Linked DNA regions of Homo sapiens: regions 1, 3, 4, 5 and 6 are each linked to region 2. The links are chromatin contacts, found by Hi-C or POLR2A ChIA-PET in ENCODE. All regions are on one chromosome and are shown on one strand. Each heading gives the region's core, a stretch centred on a gene start or an enhancer-like site at or near the end of the contact. The rest is flanking DNA. Distances are from core to core; before and after follow the strand shown.

Region 1 (2,883 bases), core at 263-2,762, 430 kb after region 2:
CTGGTGGGAGTGACCTCCCTCATTTCGTGCTCACTGCCTTGGGGGGCGGGGGTGAGACCTGGGGAGGGGAGGCGCCAGTTCCCACCGCCTCTGTAATTTTTCAGTTACAGCCTCTTGGGGGCCTCTAATTAGGACGGGGCAGAGCCGCCACGACCACCCGGGCAGGCGAGGAGGAGTGGCCCAGCGCCCCCTTCGGGCCTGGACCTGAGCTGGAAGGCTGAGCTGGGCCCCAGGGAACCAGGAAAGGAGGGGCCGGAGCTGGGGATGAACCAGGGGGTCGCGGAGGGGGCGGAGGGAACGCTACGCACCGCCCCCGGTCCCCGCTCTCACGTTCCCCTAACTCAAACCAGACGTCCCCGCCAGATCCTGCACAGCTTTAACCTCGGAGACGCCGTCGGGCAGGTTTGCTGGATGCCAATGAGGGTTGCGAGGCGGCCCAGACGGCTGAGTCTGGGAAGGAGGTGAGGAAGCCTGGGGAGCGACAAGGCCTGCAGAGACGGGATGGTCTGGAGTCCCCTCCGTGACCTCGGGTAGGGATCTAGAGCGCCTCGAGGGCAGGAAACAGTTAAATACACTGCAGTCGGAGGCGGGGGATGGGAGTGGGGAAGGGGGCCCAGAGCCGGCTCTTTGTCATCTGGTAATGAGCACCAGATGCGGAGCTGCGTGCGGGCCTAAACAGACGGCCTCCCAGGGCAGAGCCCCGGCCTGCGCCCAGCCCGGGCTCAGCCCACTTACTCGCAGGCCCCGCCTCATTCGGGCGCGGCGGCGAACTGCATACTCCAGCGGTATCAGCCCGGACCTGGGAGCTACGAGCCACGCCTACTCGCTGCAGAACAGAAGAGAGCCCCCGGGAGCTCTCCAGAGGCCCCGCCCACAAAGCCACAAGCCCCGCCCCTGCCAACTCAAAGATTCCAGCAGCGATTGTGCCCGCCCCCTGCCCTCTTGGCCCCGCCCAGTCCCCCGCCCACAACCTACAAGCCCCACCTCCTCCGCTCGGCGCGCGCAGATTGGCGGAACTATTAGTCTCGGCTTCTAGGAGGTATGAACTTCGCCCCGAGTTTACACATTCTCTTCACGCGGCGCTACAGGCCCCGCCCAACACAACTGCAAGCTTCGCCTCACAGAGCCCTGGACACTGCAGGGAATCCCTCAGAGGTCTTAACTCTGTTGGGGGATGATGTAAACTCCGCCCTCCAGGGAAACGTGTGAAGTTCCCCTCAACCTCCTCTTCAGGCTCCGTCCCCAGCTACAAGCTCCGCCCCCTCTCAAGCTCACAAAAGTGGAAGAACTGCGCCCTCGTAGGACTGTCACACCTCACACATCGAGCGGAGGTAGCGGTTCACCTACACGGAGCCCCGCCCCCGGGGCCGCCCACGAAAGATGCAAGCCACGCCCCTGGGGGCCCTGGAGTCCCGCCCACCCAGAGCGCCCTGGCTGCGGCGTAGCGCACAAATACGGCTCTGCGAAGAGCGCTACCGAGCGAGCCTCTTATCGCACGCCCCGCCCACACTCAGGCTCACCCTCTTGGCGCAAGCACCGCCCACTCCACCCCTGGGTCCCTTACCACCTTCGCGATATGCCCAGATCCACCAGTCCTCCGAACCCCTCATCTCTCACCACGATGCCCTTGAACCTGGCCCTGGAGCCCTCTTCTTCCTCCACCTACGGTTTCCGTTTGTCCAGATTTCGGGTTCTCTGGGCGAGCCCGGAGACTGGGCCCGGACAGCCGGGCAGATGGCGTCGATGGGCCTTTGGCGCCACCTGGCCTCGGCCCCACGGACTTACAGCCACCGCGAGGCCTCGGTAGGGCCTCTCTCTCAAAGCGTACTAATTGCTCAGTAAATAGAAATAGCTGCTTAATTCGTTAAATGTTAGTGTTACTTAAATATCTGCCGACTCCCCCCACGGGACAGCCCATCCTTTCGCAGATGCCTTTCGTCGTATGTGGAAATTCGTCCCTAAGGGAGCTTCGCACTGGCCCTCGAGCCACCCTATGAGCTGAGCGCCCCTGACAATCTCTAAAGTGGCTGGCTGGTCGAACTCTTGCTGTCTCTCCCCGACAAATCCTTTCGCCTGGAGGGCGAAAGCATCGCCTCTCATCTGGCGGCCTAGAATTCCTAGGACCAGGTTTCCCCCGCCCCCACCTAGTGCTCCAAAGGCTAGACACCTTCCCTGGGGGCTGTGTTGCGAAGGGGTGGGTTTGGGCGGGGAAGCCCTCAATTAGGAGCTGAAGGTCGTAGTTTTTAGGGACAGTGTCTCAAGGGAGACCCTATCTCAGCTCTCATCTCTACCTCTGAAAATAACAGCCTGGAGGGCAGGAGACGCTGAAGTTCAGGGCTAGGAACCCAGTAAAATATTTTTCAAACATTAGTGGGACAGACAGGGAGCAACCCTTGAGGAGGAAGGGAGTTGACACCACTGAGCTCCAGTTGGGCCCTTTGCTTCCTGCCTTAGCTGCCAACCTTGCCCTTACCCACCTCCGGGCAAATCAGGCCTGGGGAGAGGGATACTTTCCAGACCAGGTTCCAATGCTCGTGCACTAGCCATTACAAATGTAAATAGGGTTTAGCGCTAAATACTGACGATAATAATAGTGAATGCTTGAAGCACTTCTGTTTTGTTTTTGTTTTTGTTTTTTGTTTTTGTTTTTGTTTTTTCGAGACGGAGTTTCTCTCTTGTTGCTCAGGCTGGAGTGCAATAGCGCCATCTCGGCTCACTGCAACCTCCGCCTCCCAGGTTCAAGCGATTCTCCTGCCGCAGCCTCCCAAGTAGCTGGGATTACAGGCACCCACAACCACGCCCGGCTAATTTTTGTATTTTTAATACAGACGGGGTTTCACTATGTTGGTCAGGCTGGTTTCGAACTCTTCGCCTCAGGTGATC
Region 2 (2,704 bases), core at 122-2,621:
CACACGTCCTCTGTTACGATATTCCCATATCGGGCCGGGCACGGTGGCTCACGCCGGTCCCAGCACTTTGGGAGGCGGAGGCGGGCAGATCACTTGAGGTCAGAAGTTCAAGACCAGCCTGGCCAACATGGTGAAAACCTGTCTCTACTACAAATACAAAAATGAGCCAGGTGTAGCGGCGTGCGCCTGTAATCCCAGCTACTCGGGAGGCTGAGACAGGAGAATCCCTTGAACCCGAGAGGCGGAGACTGCGGTGAGCCGGGATCACGCCACTGCACTCCAGCCTGGGCGAAAGAGCGAGACTCCGTCTCAAAAAACAAACAAACAAACAAACAAACAAACAAACCCTAAAGATATTCTCATGTCGGTATGACAGCGCAGTTGGGAAAAGAACACTGGCCTATGAGTCAGCGCCCTGGGTTCTAGCCTAGGTTCGGTTATTTGTAAAATGGAATCCCGCCGCCTTCTTTGATGACAACAAACAGGCAGGACGCCCGGGGGTACTCTCTCAGGTGCCCTCAGAGCCTGTGCTTCTGTCACCTGCCCAGTACCCCTCACAAACAGCAGCTCAACGTCCCATTGGGCACCGGCCGTGAAAGTGGGTAATGAAATGAGCACACGGGGCGTGGCCGGCGCCAGGCGCTCAGTGCCGTCTTCCAGAGCAGCTCCCCGAGCACAGGTGTGGCCTCTGAACCTCGCCCTTCCACGTCCAGCTGCTTCGAACCCAGAAACCTGCACCTGCACCGGGGCCTAAAAAAACTCTCCCTCGCTCCCAGTCTGCACTGGGTCCCTCCTTGCCTCTGTCCTGGCGCCCCGACTCCCCCCACCCCGCCCCGCAACGCCAGGGCTTGCCCCATTCCTTTCCTTCTTTCCGCGCCCCCTCCCAGCACCCGGTGCATGGAAGGCGCTGGGCTCCGGCAGGCACCTCCGAGGCTGCGTCAGGCTCTGCCCCTGGGTGTCCGCCGGTGCTCGGCAAACGCCGCAGCTTTCTGAGCCGTAGGCTGGAGAGAGGGCGTCGTTCCCCCACAGAGTACCCCGCGAGCGAGAGCCCTCATCTGCTCCTACTTCCTCGCTTCCCCGTGGGAGACGGGCCTCGATTCCCGAACCTTCCTCCTTCACCTTAGGCGACGCCCGACCCCTCTGCCCAAACTTCGCGGTCTCCTCACAAAGCCCGTCTCCTCAGAAAGTGTCCTCCGCTTTCTCTCCCTTCCCAGCATCACCTCGAACACGGCCACGGCCGTCCCCTCCATGCCGCGCAGGGAACAGCGGCAACGCCCAGTCGAAGGGTACCCGCCCGCCGCCGCCGCCGCCGCCGCCGCCCCCTCCTCAGCCCGGGCTTGGAACTCCGCCAGTGCCCACGCCCGAGTCCACGCCCACGCCCGGCAGCGCGAGCCCATCCCTTCCCGCGCGCGCGCCTGCGCCCGCGCACGCCCCGCCCACCTGCCCGCCGCGCCTGCGCACTCGACGCTGCAGGGCCCCGAGACCGCGAACCGCCGCCGGGAGCCACCTAGAGCCTCTGAGCGCCGCGGGTGCCAGTGGGCCCGCAGGTGGGAGGTTCGGGGCGGGGAAGAGCCCGCGAGAGGCGGCCAAGGCTGGAGGTGAGCGGGAATGAGGCCAGGCCACGACTCCTCCCTCCTCTCAAAGATAGTTTCCCACGGTGGCGGCGAGATGCGGCCCTTGGCCCTAATCCGGGCTTTGGCCGCCCTTCGCGCTTTCCAGGACCCTTCCCTCGGCCGGGAGGGGCGACGGTAACGGCGCGGGGCTACCAAGCGGGTTCGTGACCCCTCCAACAGCCTTGTCTGCGGCGGGGGCTGCCCCAGGCCAAGCCCTGGGTCCCAGACTTAGCAAAGAAAAAGACGGCCAATTAAAATTGAATTTCATATAGACAGCGAATTTTTTTTATAACCATACACATATCTCGGCAATTTTTGGGACATATACTAAAAAATTACTAATCTGAAATTAAAAACGACGCCCTGGGCCGGGCGCAGTGGCTCACGCCCGTCATCCCAGCACTTTTGGAGGCCGAAGCGAGTGGATCACCTGAGGTCAGGAGTTCGAGACCAGCCTGGCCAACATGGTGAAACCCCGTCTCTACTGAAAATACAAAAATTAGCCGGGCGTGGTGGCGGGCGCCTGTAATCCCAGCTACTCGGGAGGCTGAGGCAGGATAATTGCTTGAACCTGGGAGGCGGAGGTTGCAGTGAGCCGAGATCGCGTCATTGCACTCCAACCTGGGCAAAAAGAGCGAAACTCTGTCTCAAAAAAAGAAAAAACGACCCCCCGTCTTTTACCTTACAACCAGCCCCAAGCATCTCCCAGCCTAATCCAGGGGGACCAGCTTCCCCCGCAAAGGTGGGACCTGGGAGTCGACCCCTCCCTATCCAGGCCCCTTTCCACGTTTGACTGCACTGAATGTGCCAAGACCAGGAGCTGGCTTTTCTGGGCTCTGGCTGACAGGAGAAGCTCTGGGGTTTTCCAAGTGCATTCCTGGCTGGAATAAGGAGGTCCTGCAGAGTCCCAGCTGCTGCTCTCTGCCAGGTTCCGGGAGGGGCATGGTGACAGGGGCTTAAGCCTATAACTGCTGGTGATCTGACAGCCAAAAGAAAACCCTGATGAGAGATTCCTGCCTGGCAAAGAGTTGCCCAAGGAGAAGGGTGGGACAGGGTGTTGGCTGCTTTCCTTCAGGAAAAATTCTTCCACC
Region 3 (2,889 bases), core at 83-2,582, 320 kb after region 2:
TCTCCCTCCATAGTAATTCCCAGTTCCTCAGGAGTGGAAGGCTCACGGCACCCACTCCATGCCCAGCCTCAGCTGAAAGGACCCTTAGCACTCACCATGGAGTGGCCCAGATGCTCGCTCACACTCTCAGACAGGTAGAGCAATTTCCCCTCGGCTGTGAACACAAGCAGAAAGCCGGGTAGTGCCGCTACGATGTCCTCAAGCTCTTGAGCTGAGAGAAGCCCCGTGGGGCCCGCCAGAGGAGTGCCTGTAGGGCGAGAAGACGTAGTGCGTCAGGAGTAAGACTGGGAGGCAGAGAAGAAGTGAGGAAGGCATGGTCTGAGTTTCAGAGAATCCAGAGGAATTTCTCATGGACCTGCCTCTGCAAACACCTGTTGACCCGCTGCCCGCAGCTCTTGGCCAGGGAACCTGTTGCTGTATCTCCATAGCCCACAAGCCCTCGACTTCTAAAGCGGGGTCGGCTCCTCTCGGCTCTTAATTTCAGAACCGCGGACAGAGCTCCAAAGCGGCTCTGAATTTCAGAACCGCGGACAGAGCTCCGAAGCCGACTGTGGGTTCAGAACCATGGACAGAGCCATACACGGCCGGCGCAGCCGTCAGCACCATGGGCAGCGCCCCGAAGGCGACAGGAGATCCCTTTCAGCACCGCGGACAGTAGCTATGTTCCCCTAGGCTCAGGCAGCTCCATCCCTGCAACTTCCCGGGCTTCCCTCCCCGGCTCCCGGAGCGCTTCTGCACTGGCGGGCACCGAGGCCGCTCTGTCCTGGCTCTTATCCTCTCATAATCTGGTGTTAGGGACACCGTCCAGGCTCTCTAACTCTCATTCAGAACTAAGGTGAGGTCTGGAGGGAGCTCAGGAGGAAAAGTAGAAAGTCCCGAATCTCCCGAGTCCCGAATCTCCCCAGCTCGCCAGCACGCTGCCCTAGACATGCGACAGCCCCAGCGGGTTCCCTCAGCTCCAGGGTCTCCGGCGCCTGGCAGCTCGGATCTGCGGTAGCCCCAGCATGCTCACCACCAGCGAAGAAGACGCCCTTGCGAGTGTAGATGCAGGCGAGGCTCATGATGTGCAGGTAGGACAGCCGGACCTTGTCCGCTTCGGCCAGCGGCAGCAGCTCCTTGAGGTTCCGGATCTCGGCGTTGATCTGGTCCCGGCGCGCCTTGGAGGCGCCCTTGGTGGAGCGGTACATGACCGGCGGCTGCGGAGCTCCAGCTCGGGTGCCCGAGCACCTGCGCTCCCGTCCCGACGCACCGGCGGCTTCCTCCTCCGTGCTTCCCCGTCTCTCGCTCAGGCTCGCTCTCTGCTCTCCTGGGCTCCGCTCGGCTGCGCTGCCCCCCTCGCCTGCCTCACGCCGCCTTATATAGCTCCTGCCAGGCGTGGGGGGCTCGTTTTAGAGCCGGGGGGGCGGGAGAGCGGGAGGCTGGGCTAAGCAAGCTGCAGCGGGAGCCGCTGACTGGGGAGGGGGGCTCCTCCTCCCGCCCGGCTTCCGACGTCATCTCATGACGTAGAATGAGAGAGGGAGGGAGGCGGGCGAGGGGGGAGCAGGAGGCTGCGGAGGGGGCCAAGCCTGGCGGGAGCTGAGCGGAGAGGAAGGCGCTGCGTTAGGAAAGCTTGAATGGAGTGTGGGGACCCTGGCGTCTGAATGCGTTCAGTTGAGGGAAGCGACAGGGCCAGGTTTAGGGCGGCCTGAAGCCCGCGGCAGGAGTCCGCAGAGGGCAGAGAGGGGCCGGCACTGACACTAATTTTTCTGAGGAGTTGAGGGAATGGGGAAGAACAGGGTTGTCTACAAATCCCCCTCGTTACTTGACAGACAAGGTCACGTTCACATGCAGGGAAGGAGGACTTTCCTTGGCCTCCGTGGGACAGGTCACTGCTGGGGTTCCTCTCTGGGGACTATTTAACCTGGGATTCCCTTGGCCATTTTTAGAGAACAAATTCCCGCCCCCGCTTCCCAAATCGGGCCTTGGCGGCTTATCAGGGGGTGTTCATGGGGGTCTAAGTCCCGAGGATGGGTGGAAAGGGAGTCCGGTGGGAAAGGGACCAGCTGAATTTGGCGTTGATCCTGTTTTCCCACAGCCAAGAATAGAAACCAACATCAGCGCTGTAGTCTGCAGTGATTCGTGGTTTCCCTCTCAGCTAATTAACCTTACTGAAGGGGAAACTGAGGCAGGGACGTGGGGGCACGGCGAGGACCTGGGTCTGCACTTAGGCATCCCTTCCCCCCGTTGCCGGCCCCCAAGCGAGCGCTTCCCCCCGCCCTGCTGCCAGCCTCTGTCTCCCCGCGGGCCGGGGGCGGGGGCGGGGCCGGGGGAATCCCAGCTCCATATTAGGACAGGAATCCTCCGGCGGCTGCCGCGGCTGCGGCGGGCGGGGCCTGGCTGCCTCCGCACCGCTCCGGAGGGCTCCCCGCCCTGCCTAGGCGGGCAAGATGGGGGAGCAGCTGAGAAGCGAAGGGGCAGCGCCGGACCCTCCATGACCCCTGCACCTACCAGGGACCCTGTATTTTTGCCAGGTTCCCTCCACCCCTCTCCACATTTGCGCCTCTAAGGCTCCTGGCTCTGCCTCTCCACCTTCAGCTCTCCACTTTCCACCTTCGTTTCTTTTTCTGTCCTTTCATATCCTTTTCTATCCTTTTCATATCCTGTCACCTTTGCCCTATCCCCACCCCCCCACACACCCGCTTTTTTTCTCTTTTCACCACAGATGATTGCTCTCTACAGGGGCGAGGATGTGCCGTTCTTATCCTGGGATTCAATAATGCAAGAAGCAAGTGGGCTAGGGAATGTTCTTATCTGAAATCTCGTTTGATGGAGTAGCTGTGTGCGCATGGAATCACTTAAGTGGCTGGAAATGAGGCCACTTAAAAATTGGAGGGTGGGACTGGGAAGTCC
Region 4 (2,700 bases), core at 43-2,542, 370 kb after region 2:
AACACCCTTGACATATTCAGAGGCTTGAAAGAAAATGGGAAGAATAACTTTCTCTTTCGGTGTAATTTAATGCTGTCTCTGTTCTCCCTAAAATCACCTGCATTTTACTGCAACCACCCATTTATCACTCAACGGCGCTAGATGCTGCCAGTAAACCAATGGACCAGATAAGCACAGCCTCTGCCCCTACAGACTCTCAGTCGGCTGGAGGAAAAACATAAGCAACCTGGGAATGGCTATAAAATGTCATTGCTTAAGAAAATAGTTTGTGGCCGGGCGTGGTGGCTCACGCCTGTAATAGCAACATTTTGGGAGGCCGATGCGGGCGGATCACCTGAGGTCAAGAGTTCGAGACCAGCCTGGTCAAAAGATGAGTTCGAGACTAGACTGGCCACCTCTTCAGTAGAGCTGGTGAAGCCCCGTTTCTACTAAAAATACAAAAATTAACCGGACGTGGTGGCATGCGCCTGTAGTCCCAGCTACTCCTGAGGCTGAGGCACCAGAATCGCTTGAACCTGCCTGGGAGGGGGAGGTTGCAGTGAGCCAAGATCACGCCACTGCACTTCCGCCTGGGCGACAGAGCGACACTCAGTCTCAAAAAAACTAGTTTGTGTTTTGGAGCCTCTCACTTCTCCAGCGTCCCCGATACGCCCGGGGATTGCAGAGAACCCACACCTATTCGTAGATTATGAGAGTAGGAGCAAATTAATGATTTATAGTCTTTTCAAATTTTTTTTTTTAACAGAAAAAGAGTAGGGAGTTGAAAGTAATGCTGTTTTTTTCCAGGCACTCCCGGGGACCCAGCGCGGCGAAGCCCGCCAGGATCGCGGGCGACCTGTGGCAGCTCTGGTTCCCCCGCCCGGGCCCGGCTCGGGTTACGCTCTGGGCGGGGACTCCGCAGCGGCTCCCTAGTTAGGGGGCGCCCCGGTGGGTTCCAGCTTTAGGGGTCGCAGGAGCGGCTCTGGCATCACCTCGGAGCTGACGAAGCGGGAAGAGCCCCGCACCAGTGCTGCCCCTACAGAGCTCTCGGCGGGGGGTGGAGGTGAGGTTACACCTCGTCCCTACCCCCGCCTTCCCCTCCGCCGCAGGGATCCGGGACCCGCCCCCGCGGAGAGGACGGGGGGCTGCGGGGAGGGGCTGTGCGGGGAGCGGGCGGGTTCCGCAGGCCCCTAGGTGGGGCGGGGCCCGAGCCAGAGTCGAGTCCCTGAGGCGGGTGGGGGAAGGAGAGACGGGTGGCGCGACCCTCTGTCCCCGCCTCGGGGCGGAGCCCAGGTCCCAGCCTGCGGAGCGCGAGACACGCCGAAATCCGCCCGAGGCTACCTGTGCGACTCCAGCCGCCCTGCACCGGAATCTGGGGAGACCCGCCCCCCGCCCCACCGGTCTGCGGCCCTCCGCCCCAGCGCAGGTGCAGGTGCGGCTTCTCTGCCCCTTTCACCCCAGGCGCATCCGCCGCGGCGGCCATGGCGCGAGGAGACGCCCCGCGGGACAGGTGAGTGGGCCCGGGTGCGTTGCAAGTGGCCGGGGGCGTTGCAGACCCGCTCCCTGAAGGCGCTCCGAGGCTCAGAGAAGACCGGATCGAACTACAATTCCCATCAGCCGACTCCCTCGGCCGCCGGAACCGGGGTGATCGGGGTTGTAGTCCGCTCCGGAGGGGGTGGCCTGGGAGGCGGGAGGGCCTGCGGAGGCGGGTGCGTCCTCGGGGTGACCTTCCCACCGATCCCCACAGCTACCACCTGGTCGGGATCAGCTTCTTCATCCTGGGGCTGGGCACCCTCCTTCCCTGGAACTTCTTCATCACCGCCATCCCGGTGAGACTCCTGGCGGCGTGGCAGCCTCGTGGCCACAGCCAGCACCCCTCCCTCCAGCCCTTTGGATGAAGCTTAGCGGGCGCTTCCTCACCGCGCACCTGTGACCCCTCGTTGAGCTCATTATGGGCTGAAGCTCGGAGAGGGGAATGCTTCCCCCGTGGCTAGGAAAGTAGAACTTCAGCAATGCCCACATCTCAGAGGGGCAAGGCCACCAGCCCACAGGGTCTGGAATGAGCAAAGGCGCTGCCACCCCTCTCTGTGTGTCGTTATTCCTGAGTCAGTCACCCCAAAAGTCGGTTATCGAACGTTTGATTTTCTTTGAAATACCATGAATTTCATTCATTCACTCATTCATTCAACAAACTTTTTTTTTTTTTTTTTTTTTGAGACAGAGTCTGGCTCTTTCGCCCAGGCTGGAGTGCAGTGGCGCCATCTCGGCTCACTGCAAGCTCCGCCTCCCGGGTTCACGCCATTCTCCTGCCTCACCCTCCCGAGTAGCTGGGACTACAGGCGCCCGCCGCCACGCGCGGCTATTTTTTTTTGTATTTTTAGTAGAGACGGGGTTTCACCGTGTTAGCCAGGATGGTCTCGATCTCCTGACCTCGTGATCCTCCCGCCTCGGCCTCCCAAAGTGCTGGGATTACAGGCGTGAGCCACCGTGCCCAGCCTCATTCAACAAACTTTTAATGTGCATCTACTGTGGAGCAGGCACTGGGGACACAGGAGGAAACAGCAGGGAGGCTCTTCAGGGAAGGCAGAAATGTGGGGTTTGCATTGTCTTTGGGACCGGGTTATTCATCTGTATTCACTGCAACAACTTTGCAAATGCTTCTTGGGTACTGGCTCTGTGCTGGGCCCTGGAAACCCAGAGATGAATCAGCCCCTGGGCTTG
Region 5 (2,780 bases), core at 281-2,780, 280 kb before region 2:
GTGCTGGCTGGCATTTATTGGGCACCTACTGTGTGACTTGCCCTGTGTTATCTCAGCACCGCAGCCCTCTGAGGGGGCTGCTACCCTGCTCCTTGTACTGGAGAGGAAACTGAGGTGCAGTGTGGGCAGCGCTGCCAGCCTACAGATGTGTTTTATTTGTCAGTCAGTCACCAGAGCTGACAAGTGGCAGAGTCCGGGTTTGAAACCCAGGCTGGGAGCCCCCACTCTGCAGAGCTGCTTAGGAAAGCTTTCAGACTTCAGAGTAGGGAGGCTGGGGGCTTGGGGACTTGTCCTAACCCTTCTTCACACTGGCTGTGGTAACTTCGGTGGGTCTCCTGCCCTCTCTGAGCCTCAATTTCCCCATTTCTAATAGGAAGCACTATTGCTGCTGCTCTCTAAAACTGTCATCCCCTGACGGGGAGAAGGAGCTGACATTCCATGGTGCAGCTTTCCCAGGCTTTTGGGAATGGAGGAGGGTGCACACAGTCTCTCTGCAGCCCCTGGAAGAGAGCTCCCAGGATGGCCAGCTCAGGGCCTTCCACCCACAGGCCAGGCTCCCGGCCCCCCACCTCCCTCCCCCAACTTCAGCCCAAATCTACAGCCTTGAGGCCCTGAGTCTGGGCAAGCTTCCTCCCCTGCCCCGCCATACCCCTCTCCTAAGCTCTGGAAAGCCCCCCACTCAGGCTGGTGCCACCGGCGGCTGAGGGTCATATCTGGCTCTTCACACGGCCAGGGCCTCCTCGGGCTGGGGTGCAACGTTCCCCTCCAGATTGGGACGGTTCCTGCAGACCCAGCGCTCCTGCCTCGGGAACCTCCAGGGTGTATGGGGACCGGAGTGTCGGGAGGGGGTGCGAAGCCAGAGCAGGGACAGTGAGGACAGTCAGGGCGCTGAATGCGAAAGTGAGGGGCGTGTGTGCAGCGTGGGCGCGGGGAGGCGTGTAAATGGCCGGGTGAGCCGCGTGTGTGCACATGCGGGGCGTGCGATGCGATGCGCACTGCGCGGAGTGGCCGGGCCGGGTAAGGGCGCCCAGCGTGCGCGGTGCCCGGCATTCGTTCGTGTGCAAGCGCGGCGCGGAGGTGCAGGAGCGCGGAGTGCGCGGGGCTCTGGGGTCCCGGGCCCAGGGCCCGAGGAGGGGGCTGCGTGCGTCCGCGATCAGGGTGCGATCCCGGCCGCGCACGGGGGTCGGCGGGGTGCGTACTCACCCGGGCTCCGCGGAGGGGCCGCCGCTCCGGCTGGGCTCCAGCTGCCGGCCCGCCTCCCGCAGCGCGCACGCACCTGCGCCTAGCCCGGCCGCCGGCGGCAACGCCACCCCTGCAGTGTCGCCGGGCTCCCGCCTCCGAGGAGCGCGGCGCGGGCCGGGGGCTCGGCCGGGCCGGGGCGGCGGACCGGAGCTGCGCCGCAGTCCGGGCACGCTCCCAGGAGCCCGCCGCGCGCTCCCTCGCGCTCGCCCGCTTGCCCGCCCGCTCCCTCTTGAATTTAAAGTGACAAGCTCGAGCGCTGTCTCTGCTCCTGGGGTCCGAGCCGGAGATCCCCAAGCGCGTCCGGGATCCAGGGACGCCCTGAGGCCAAGCCCAACCCCTCGCTCCCACGCCTGGGGACAGGGGTGGGTGGGGACGTGCCCACAGGCCTCTGAGAGGCAGGCCAAGCACTGGACTCAGAGCCAGCCGGCCTGGGTTCTAGCCCCAGCCTCCGCGCCCTGGGTTATCCTGTTCTCTTTCTAGGCCTCAGTTTCTTTACCTTAAAAACGGACCCGATACTGCGCACCTCCGGGAGCCAAGGAAAACAGCGACAGGAGGCGCAGCGGAAAGTTTCCCCTTTTCTGAATGGATAATTACTCCCTCCCACCACGATTGAGCTGTAGGTCAGCTCTGTGCTGGTGCCTTACAACATCATCTCAGTCCTCACCGTGGCCTAATCTGGTCGTGGTGACTCCATTTTTTACATGAAGAAACAGGCTCAGAGAGGTGACCAAGGTCACAGAGCCAAAGGTCAGAGCCAGAATTGAACCCAGGTCTGTGTGACTTCAAACTCCATACCTTTAACCACTAAGGGGTCGTGCTTTCTCTCCCAAAGGAATGAATGAATCATTCAGGAGATATTTATGACGCCCCCGCAGGGGCTGGGCACAGTGCCAGGTGTGGGCGATCTTCCATCTTCCGGGAACAGGGGACAGGTCCCTCCCTGCCCGCGCAGTCTGGCAGTGAGGCACGGCTTGCACTGGGAGGGGCTGGGTGCGGGGGAAGGTGCCACATGTTGTGGGCACAGTAACCAGGGGAGCAGGCTGGGTGGACACCTGGGGAGACCTCTCCAACGGTCTGGGGTGGGGGAGGAAGAGGGGCGAGGATCCCAGATGGGGAGCAAGTGTGCAAGGGTGGCAGTGCTTCCTGGCTCATCTACACTCTGGGCCTTTAGAGCTGAGGGCAGCCTGTGGGCACTGACCTCTCAGTGGAGGCTGGGTCTGTGCTGGCTTGGTGCAGTGTGGGCATCCTTGGTCTAGAAGACAGGATGCTGGGGAGCCCTAGAAAGAGAGTTGCATCTGGCTAACACGGTGAAACCCCGTCTCTACTAAAAATACAAAAAAATTAGCCAGGTGTGGTGGCGGGCGCCTGTAGTCCCAGCTACTCGGGAGGCTGAGGCAAGAGAATGGCGTGAACCCAGGAGGCGGAGCTTGCAGTGAGATCGCGGCGACTCCGTCTCAAAAAAAAAAAAAGAAAAGAAAAAGAAAAAAAGAAAGAGAGCTGCATCTTACCTTCACCCACAGGGGGCGCTTTTGTCTTCA
Region 6 (2,984 bases), core at 130-2,629, 400 kb after region 2:
GAGACCAGGTACTCAGTGTGTGTTTTTGCTCTGGGCTGCAAAATAAAGGTTTTCTGATCACTCTTCAACTCAACAACCTTGGCACCCTACTGCCTGTGGAATAGTGGGACAAACACTTTATCCTTATTTGAAGCCCTGCCCAGTCTGTCCTGACATCCCAAGATTCAGAGCACTCTGCCCTATAGGGGCCTCCCTGGCTCAGCCTAAAAAGTTGAGTAATATACGGTAATTGATTTAGCAGTGGCAGTGTCTGCCCTTCCCACGGCCTCTCCTGTTCTAAAGAGTCCACAGATGAATTAATCCACAAATACTTATTAAGAGTATAGTGGCCTGATATTGGAATGTTCAAAGCCTTCTGCTTAAGAGTTTGTGTGCGGCCGGGCGCGGTGGCTCACACCTGTAATCCCAGCACTTTGGGAGGCCGAGGTGGGCGGATCAGGAGGTCAGGAGATCCGAGACCATCCTGGCTAACACGGTGAAACTCCGTCTCTGCTAAAAATACAAAAAATTAGCCGGGCGTGCTGCATGCGCTAGTAGTCCCAGCTACTCGGGGCTGAGGCAGGAGAATCGCTTGAACCTGGAAGGCAGAGGTTGCAGTGAGCCGAGATCGCGCCACTGCGCTCCAGCCTGGGCGACAGAGCGAGAATCCGCCTCAAAAAAAAAAAAAAAAAAAAAAAAAGAGATTGTGTGTGTTGGGGAGCAGGGCATGTGGACACAAGGTCTCCGCCCTAGGAGAAGTGCTGGAGAGTAGGACAAGTACCACTACTTCGGACGGGGAGGGCGATGCCTCCAATGGGGGGCTTCCCTGATTCCTGCAGATCATACGTTGGCCCCCAACTTCACACTGGCCAGAATCCCGGTTCTAGTCTTTTCCGTGCCACCAACCCCTGGGCCCTCTTTCTAGAAGGAAAGAAAACACCTTTGGCCTCTGCCCAGAGCTACAGACACCTGAAGTAGGAGCAGGCAGGAGATGCGTGGTGGATAAAGACCAGAGAGACTTGGGATCGAATTCCACTCTCACCCCCAGTTCAGTTTTCTTCAGCTTGCTGCTCCACAGGCAGGATGTGAAAATTTAGATGCCTCACCCCTCGCACCTCCAGCTTGCTGCTCCAAATAGGCAGGATGTGAAAATGTAGATGCTTCCCCCCCAACCTCTATAAAACAGGGCCGACGAGGATGGGATTCGAACCCACGCGTGCAAAGCACAATGGATTAGCAGTCCATCGCCTTAACCACTCGGCCACCTCGTCCTACGTGACAGGTTTGTCCACATTCACTTATCTCTCATCTACTCCGCACCTTCCAAGCACTACCACGTAAGTCGCAACGCAGACCTCTTCGGACACAGGGAAAGAAGAAGCCGCGGAAGGAAGGGAGCGTTTTGATTTCCTTTCTGCTGAGCCCGCGCCATCCTTTACCACGCTGCAGCCGAGCTCTGCCGCGGTTTCCCTCCGAGTCCGGCCGAGCGCGCCGCGCGTTCAGGGCGCGCCCGGTCCAGGGTGCGCGCGCCGGCGGGGAGGGAGAGGAGTGCGTCCCGGGAAGCCGGCGGGGCCCGGGCGGGCGGGCGTCTGCACGGCGCGCGGCCGAGCGGCGGGGCCGTGGCTCCTCCTCCCTCGTAGGGGGCGAGCCGGCGCGCCGGGGGCTGGGGGCGGTGGCGGGCGGCGGGCGGCGGGCGGCGGGCGGCGGGCGGGGCGGCGCTCGGGGCTCGGCTGGCCTCGGCTCGCCTCGGCTGCGCTCGGCAGGCTGCGGTAAATCCGGGCTTGCGGCCGCTGGCGTAGTCTGTGGCCGGGTGGTCGTTGCTGCGCGCCCCGAGCCCCGAGAGCCATGCAGATGTCCTACGCCATCCGGTGCGCCTTCTACCAGCTGCTGCTGGCCGCGCTCATGCTGGTGGCGATGCTGCAGCTGCTCTACCTGTCGCTGCTGTCCGGACTGCACGGGCAGGAGGAGCAAGACCAATATTTTGAGTTCTTTCCCCCGTCCCCACGGTCCGTGGACCAGGTCAAGGCGCAGCTCCGCACCGCGCTGGCCTCTGGAGGCGTCCTGGACGCTAGCGGCGATTACCGCGTCTACAGGGGCCTGCTGAAGACCACCATGGACCCCAACGATGTGATCCTGGCCACGCACGCCAGCGTGGACAACCTGCTGCACCTGTCGGGTCTGCTGGAGCGCTGGGAGGGCCCGCTGTCCGTGTCGGTGTTCGCGGCCACCAAGGAGGAGGCGCAGCTGGCCACGGTGCTGGCCTACGCGCTGAGCAGCCACTGCCCCGACATGCGCGCCAGGGTCGCCATGCACCTCGTGTGCCCCTCGCGTTACGAGGCAGCCGTGCCCGACCCCCGGGAGCCGGGGGAGTTTGCCCTGCTGCGGTCCTGCCAGGAGGTCTTTGACAAGCTAGCCAGGGTGGCCCAGCCCGGGATTAATTATGCGCTGGGCACCAATGTCTCCTACCCCAATAACCTGCTGAGGAATCTGGCTCGTGAGGGGGCCAACTATGCCCTGGTGATCGATGTGGACATGGTGCCCAGCGAGGGGCTGTGGAGAGGCCTGCGGGAAATGCTGGATCAGAGCAACCAGTGGGGAGGCACCGCGCTGGTGGTGCCTGCCTTCGAAATCCGAAGAGCCCGCCGCATGCCCATGAACAAAAACGAGCTGGTGCAGCTCTACCAGGTTGGCGAGGTGCGGCCCTTCTATTATGGGTTGTGCACCCCCTGCCAGGCACCCACCAACTATTCCCGCTGGGTCAACCTGCCGGAAGAGAGCTTGCTGCGGCCCGCCTACGTGGTACCTTGGCAGGACCCCTGGGAGCCATTCTACGTGGCAGGAGGCAAGGTGCCCACCTTCGACGAGCGCTTTCGGCAGTACGGCTTCAACCGAATCAGCCAGGTGCTCATAAGGGAGAGGGCAGGGGTAATGGGGCAGGAGGGGTGGTGGGATCAGGGAGTTATGAGGAGTGGCCCTGGATGGAAAGGAGGCAATGAAGCAGGAGG

What was found. Hi-C counts contacts between places; a loop is a spot of excess contacts on that map. ChIA-PET counts read pairs that join two places held with the same protein, here RNA polymerase II (POLR2A). Pooled maps may share reads with other maps.
Region 1: a pooled map shows a loop between it and region 2 (7-fold over the local background). The contact joins the enhancer-like site here to the promoter of TOP6BL in region 2. A Hi-C loop is called at or near these places in 6 of 50 pooled maps. POLR2A ChIA-PET finds 5 or more read pairs at or near these places in 5 of 52 experiments (A549, OCI-LY7, Panc1 and 2 more).
Region 3: a pooled map shows a loop between it and region 2 (5-fold over the local background). The contact joins the promoter of NPAS4 here to the promoter of TOP6BL in region 2. A Hi-C loop is called at or near these places in 11 of 50 pooled maps. POLR2A ChIA-PET finds 5 or more read pairs at or near these places in 4 of 52 experiments (AG04449, Caco-2, GM12878 and 1 more).
Region 4: a pooled map shows a loop between it and region 2 (8-fold over the local background). The contact joins the promoter of SLC29A2 here to the promoter of TOP6BL in region 2. A Hi-C loop is called at or near these places in 6 of 50 pooled maps. POLR2A ChIA-PET finds 5 or more read pairs at or near these places in 4 of 52 experiments (A673, GM10248, Panc1 and 1 more).
Region 5: a loop to region 2 is called in a pooled map, with 3 times the contacts of the local background. The contact joins the promoter of SYT12 here to the promoter of TOP6BL in region 2. A Hi-C loop is called at or near these places in 5 of 50 pooled maps. POLR2A ChIA-PET finds 5 or more read pairs at or near these places in 2 of 52 experiments (CD4-positive, alpha-beta T cell and RWPE1).
Region 6: a loop to region 2 is called in a pooled map, with 7 times the contacts of the local background. The contact joins the promoter of B4GAT1-DT here to the promoter of TOP6BL in region 2. A Hi-C loop is called at or near these places in 1 of 37 single-sample maps with no recorded cell type and 7 of 50 pooled maps. POLR2A ChIA-PET finds 5 or more read pairs at or near these places in 1 of 52 experiments (WTC11).

What each region holds. Positions count from the first base shown.
Region 1 is chr11:66,310,845-66,313,727 of GRCh38, reverse strand. No RefSeq gene overlaps it. Among named protein-coding and RNA genes, the nearest start is that of CD248, 4.8 kb to the left of the region's middle. RefSeq lists a silencer at 1,278-1,527. Within about 2 kb of position 1,512, at least 39 of the 41 ENCODE cell types and tissues checked have a DNase peak (open chromatin) inside an H3K27ac peak, as active enhancers do; they include OCI-LY7 and Panc1, where a contact is called at or near this core.
Region 2 is chr11:66,743,436-66,746,139 of GRCh38, reverse strand. TOP6BL (TOP6B like initiator of meiotic double strand breaks) reads right to left here and starts at 1,371. Exons shown (of 15, transcript NM_001302084.2): 1 at 1,221-1,371. It also overlaps a transcript of SPTBN2 not described here. RefSeq lists enhancers at 513-602, 1,043-1,152, 1,644-2,144 and silencers at 783-882, 1,293-1,682.
Region 3 is chr11:66,419,478-66,422,366 of GRCh38, reverse strand. NPAS4 (neuronal PAS domain protein 4) reads right to left here and starts at 1,332. Exons shown (of 8, transcript NM_178864.4): 1 at 1,013-1,332; 2 at 96-247. The coding sequence starts at 1,187. RefSeq lists silencers at 455-749, 443-757 and an enhancer at 690-1,286.
Region 4 is chr11:66,370,352-66,373,051 of GRCh38, reverse strand. It overlaps SLC29A2 (solute carrier family 29 member 2), which reads left to right and starts at 1,292. Exons shown (of 12, transcript NM_001532.3): 1 at 1,292-1,489; 2 at 1,727-1,808. The coding sequence starts at 1,461. RefSeq lists a silencer at 837-1,596.
Region 5 is chr11:67,021,884-67,024,663 of GRCh38, reverse strand. SYT12 (synaptotagmin 12) reads right to left here and starts at 1,530. Exons shown (of 8, transcript NM_177963.4): 1 at 1,204-1,530. RefSeq lists enhancers at 98-598, 771-870, 599-1,099, 2,041-2,780.
Region 6 is chr11:66,346,386-66,349,369 of GRCh38, reverse strand. B4GAT1-DT (B4GAT1 divergent transcript) reads right to left here and starts at 1,379. Exons shown (of 2, transcript NR_135761.1): 1 at 1,300-1,379. It overlaps B4GAT1 (beta-1,4-glucuronyltransferase 1), which reads left to right and starts at 1,741. Exons shown (of 2, transcript NM_006876.3): 1 at 1,741-2,880. The coding sequence starts at 1,825. It overlaps TRS-GCT3-1 (tRNA-Ser (anticodon GCT) 3-1), which reads right to left and starts at 1,250; the gene lies at 1,169-1,250. RefSeq lists an enhancer at 581-1,081 and a silencer at 1,108-1,697.